2 separate regions of the Homo sapiens genome follow, and region 2 is linked to region 1. A link is an interaction called in ENCODE POLR2A ChIA-PET data of the cell type or tissue named here. Cell type or tissue: Panc1. All regions are shown on one strand. Region 1 holds the start of MIR516A2 (microRNA 516a-2). Region 2 has its middle 28 kb from the start of VSTM1.

Region 1 (2,500 bases):
AATAGCAAAACCTCATCTCTATTAAAAATACAAAAATTAGCTGGGTGCAGTGGTGTATATCTGTATTTCCAGCTACTTGGAGGCTAAGGCAGGAGAATCGCTTGAACCCAGGAGGAAGAGATTTCAGTGAGCTGAAGCCATGCCATTGCACTCCAGCCTGGGCCACAGAGCAAGATTCCATCTCAAAAATAAAATAAATAATAAAAATGAAATTAAATAGATAAAAATAAATAGATAAATATGAGACCATCATGAATTTGGATGTCACTTTTGTGCAGGGGCCAGGGTAATCTCTGTCATTCCAATTTTTTTTATGTGCACTGCCAAAGCAAGCACTCATGTGTAGGAATTATTCTTCCTGTGAGCATATAATATATGGAACTTTGAGACAGAGTCTCAAACATATATAATGTATATTTTATCATATATTCTTTATATATAAAATATCATATAGACACAAAATACTGTTCTAAATACAGAGAATACTCTGATATCAACTTGGGTATTTTTTGTTTCTGTGTGTGTGTATTTTGTTTGGTTGGTTATTTTTGAGACAAGGTCTAGCTCTATCACACAGGCTGGAGTGTAGTGGTGCGTTCTCGGCTCACTGCAACCTCCGCCTCCCACCTAAGCCTGCTGCATTAGTGTCTACAGGCATGCACCACCACACCCGGCTCACTTTTGTATTTTTTGTACACATGGGGTTACACCATGTTGCCGGGGCTGGTCTCGAACTCCTGAGCTCAGGTGATTCTCCTGTCTTGGCCTCCTAAAGTGCTGGGATTAGAGGTGTGAGCCACCATGCCCCATCGGTACTTGTGATTTAGGTTCAAATTTTGATGAGTTTTTATGACCAAGCCTGTGGTCTATCCTAGAGAATGTTTGTGTGTTTGACAATTCAACATCGTAGAGTTGATTTTGGGTGCTCCCATTGGGACTGTGTGTCCCTGTACTGGAACTTGAGTGAACACTTGGCTCATAATCCATTGCTCTTCTCTAGAAATCCAGCCCAATTCTCTTGGTTAAATATAAGGTATGTGTAGCAGGCATTGCTTTTTCCTTCCAGAGACAAAACTCAGGAGGATTGCCCCTTGATGAACAAGGCTAACCTGCTGATTCTTTGAAGCAAAGAACTGGAGATGGTCCTTTTAGAGGTTTATATTCTGGATTCCAGAAAACATGCAAACAGGGCCAATAAATGCATCTTTATGTTTTCGTCCATTTTAACTTGATCTAGGAAAATTCCAAAAAAAAAAACCCACGGTGCTGGAGCAAGAAGATCTCAGGTTGTGACCTTCTCGAGGAAAGAAGCACTTTCTGTTGTCTGAAAGAAAAGAAAGTGCTTCCTTTCAGAGGGTTACGGTTTGAGAAAAGCAACGTCGAAGTTGACGCTGATCTTGGTAATACATTTGCAGAGCGTGCTGATCATCAGACATGGATAATGGTGGGGTTTTGTTTTTGTTTTATTTTTTTATCTAAGACAAGGTATCTGTTGCCCAGGCTGGAGTGCGGTGGCACTTCTAACCTAGATCTCTTGGGTTCAAGTGGCCCTCTTTTCGGGATAGAGTCTTCTTTGCTCTGTGGCCCTGGCTGGAGTGCAGTGGCAGGAACTCGGCTCACCGCAACCTCTGCCTCCTGGGTTCAAGCAATTCTCCTGCCTCAGCCTGTCGAGCAGCTGGGGTTACAGACATGTGCCACCACGCCTGGCTAATTTTTGCATTTTTATTGTCGATCGATTGATTGATTTTTGAGACAGAGTCTGGCTCTGTCACCCAGGCTGTCGGGCAGTGGTGCGATCTTGGCTCACTGCAACCTCCACCTCCCACCTCAGCCTCCTGAATACCTGTCTACAGGCATGCACAACCACACCTTGCTAACTTTTGTATTTTTTGTACAGATGAGGTTTCACCATGTTGCCCAGGCTGGTCTCGGACCCCTGAGCTCAAGTACTCCTCAAACCTGGGCCTCCTAAACTGCTGTGATTAATGGTGTGAGCCACCGTGCCCTACTCTTACTTGTGTGTTTCTGCTCAAATTTTATTAAGGAGCTTTTATGGCCTCGCCTGTGGTCTGTCCTGGAGGATGTTTGTGTGTGTGACAATGTATATTCTTCAACATCTTCGATTCCATTTTGGGTGCCTCCATGGGGACTGTGTGTCCCTGTACTGGAACGCAAGTGAAGACTTGGCTCAGAGTCCATTTGCTGTTCTCTAGAAATCCAGCCTAATCCTCTTGTGCAAATATAATATATATCTAGTAGGCATTGCTTTTTCTTTCTGGAGACAAAACACAGGAGGATTGCCCCTTGATGAACAGGACTAACCTGCTGATTCTTTGAAGCAAGGAACTGGAAATGGTCCTTTTAGGGATTTATGCTCTGGATTCCAGAAAACACGCAAACAGGGCCAATAAATGCATCTTTATTTTTGTGTCCATTTTGACCTGGTCAAGGAAGATTCCAACAAAAAATCCACAGTGCCGGAGCAAGAAGATCTCAGGCT
Region 2 (2,500 bases), 280 kb after region 1:
CTGTCCAAACCCCAGCTGTGGATCCGAGCCTCCCTCAGATCGTATCACATATCAAGACTTACTCTTGTTGACAAAAAGAGTCAAACTCTATAAAATATTTGAAGAGATTTATTCTGAGCCAAATATGATAATGACCATGGCCCCTGACACAGCCCTAAGGAGGTCCTGAGACCATGTACCCAAGGTGGTCGGGGGGCAGCTTGGTTTTATACATTTTAGGGAGGCGTGAGGCATCAATCAAACACATTTGAGAAATACATTGGTTTGGTCCAGAAAGGCTGGACAATTTGAAGGAGGCAGGGCCTTCCAGGCTTTAGGTAAATTAAAACATTTTCTGGTTGACAATTGGTTGAGTTTGTCTAAAGACCTGGGATTAATAGAGAGGAAATATTCAGGTTAAGATAAAAGATTGTGGAGACCAAGGTTCTTTTGAAGTCTTATAGTGGCTGCCCTTAGAGACAATAGATGACAAATGTTTCCTACTCAGACCTTCAAAAGTTGCTAGATTCTCAGTTAACCTCCTCAGGATTGGGAGGTCCTGGAGGAAAAAGATCTAGCAATGTTAACAGAGATCCTTTACATATGCAAATATTCCCCCCCACCAAGGACAGCTTTGCAGGGCCATTTAAAAATATGGCAAAGAAACATGTTTTGGGGTAAAATATTTTTATTTTCTTCTTTGTTAGGTAATGTTATGCCAGAGTCAGATTGGAAAGTAAGTCACGATATATAGGGCTAAATAAAACCCATCTGATGAGAATTTATGGTTTGTAGGGCATGAGACCCCAGACCCCTTAGATAAGAATCTGGGCAAGATAAAAAAAAAAAATCAGAGCTGAGTCCTCACTATGGTAATTCAGTGAGTGTGACTACCAGCATAGATGTCCATAAAGGATATCCATTAGGGCCACCCATTTTAATAATGTTTGCCAGGACCCTTCAATCAAAACAAAATCCATTCTCAGAATAGCTTAGAATCAAAGGAGGACTTTTTGGGTTTTTTTGGTTCAAGAAGGATTGGGCAAGAAAACTGCAGGGAGTGAAGGAATGCTGAGCTTTGGAAGCAATTAGAACCAAGAAAACAAAAGCTGAAAGCACTGTTACTCACTCCCGCTTCCCGGATGCTCCCTGAGTCATCTTTGTGTTTCTCCATAAAGACTGGCTTCCTCCACATGGCGAGACAGATGGCCACCAAGAACTCCCAAGCTTAAAAAAGAATGACTCTCTGTGGCAAGAAAACAAAGAGACACTCCTCCCCACCTTGCTACTCCCTATGTGGCCTCCACACTGCAACCTGGGACTGTGTAGTGAGGGGAGGGGGAGCGAAGAAGTTTGCGTTAGTCTGTTTTCACACTGCTGATAAAGACATACCTGAGACTGAGTAATTTATTTTTATTTTTATTTTTATTTATTTATTTTTTTGAGACGCACTCTGTCACCCAGGCTGGAGTGCAGTGGCACGATCTCCGCTCACTGCAAGCTCCGCCTCCCGGGGTCACACCATTCTCCTGCCTCAGCCTCCTGAGTAGCTGGGACTACAGGCGCCCGCCACCGCGCCCGGCTAATTTTTTGTATTTTTAGTAGAGACGGGGTTTCACTGTGTTATCCAGGATGGTCTCGATCTCCTGACCTCATGATCCACCCGCCTCGGCCTCCCAGAGTGCTGGGATTACAGGCGTGAGCCACTGCGCCCAGTCAGTTTACTTTTTAAAAAAGAGGTATAACGGACTTACAGTTCCACATGGCTGGGGAGGCCTCACAATCATGGCAGAAGGTGAAAGGCACATCTTACATGGTGGCAGACGACAGAGAAATGAGAGAGCCAAGCAAAAGGGGAAACCCGTTATAAAAACCTCAGCTCTCCTGAGACTTGTTCACTACCATGAGAACGGCATGGGGGAATGTGTGGGTGGAGGATTAGCCAGGTGCTGAGGCAAGAGACTGAAGGCACAAACTGTTGCAGTATAATAAAGAAAATAGAATAAGAATAGTCATAATACAAATTAGATGTAGAGATGATCATGGACAATTATCAATCATTATTATAAACATTATTAATCATTAGCTTTTAATATTACTCTTTGCTGCATTACTAATATAACCTAGGAATAACCGGCGGGTATAGGGTCAGGTGCTGAAGGGACATGGTGAGAAGTGACCTAGAAGGCAAGAGGTGAGCCCTCTGTCACGCGTGCATCAGGGCCGCTTGAGGGGTCCTTGGTCAAGCGGTAACGCCAGTGTCTGGGAAGGCACCCGTTACTTAGCAGACGGTGAAAGGGAGTCTCCTTTCCTTGGAGGAGTCAGGGAACACTCTGCTCCACCAGCTTCTTGTGGAAGGCTGGATATTATCCAGGCCTGCCCGCAGTCATCCGGAGGCCTAAACCCCTCCCTGTGGTGCTGTGCTTCAGTGCTCACACTCCTTGTCCACTTTCATGCTCCTCCCGTACTCCTGGCTCCTCTTTGAAGTTCATAGTAGATAGCGGTAGAAGAAATAGTGAAA

Evidence for each region. ChIA-PET counts read pairs that join two places held together with the same protein. Peaks named below come from ENCODE experiments on the same cell type or tissue, not always from the same donor. Only the 100,000 strongest peaks of a DNase experiment are listed, where the experiment ranks them.
Region 2: POLR2A ChIA-PET joins it to region 1 with 11 read pairs; 3 of 35 experiments call an interaction of 5 or more read pairs at or near these places.

What each region holds. Positions count from the first base shown.
Region 1 is chr19:53,759,853-53,762,352 of GRCh38, forward strand. MIR516A2 (microRNA 516a-2) reads left to right here and starts at 1,281; the gene lies at 1,281-1,370. MIR519A2 (microRNA 519a-2) reads left to right here and starts at 2,492; the gene lies at 2,492-2,500. All of the region lies in intron 1 of LOC124904766 (a long non-coding RNA gene), which reads left to right. It also overlaps the pseudogene RNU6-1041P. In Panc1, no CTCF peak of the experiment used is centred here; no DNase peak of the experiment used is centred here.
Region 2 is chr19:54,034,863-54,037,362 of GRCh38, forward strand. No RefSeq gene overlaps it. Among named protein-coding and RNA genes, the nearest start is that of VSTM1, 28 kb to the right of the region's middle. RefSeq lists an enhancer at 1,023-1,598. In Panc1, no CTCF peak of the experiment used is centred here; a DNase peak (open chromatin) is centred at 1,156; H3K27ac peaks cover 881 bases.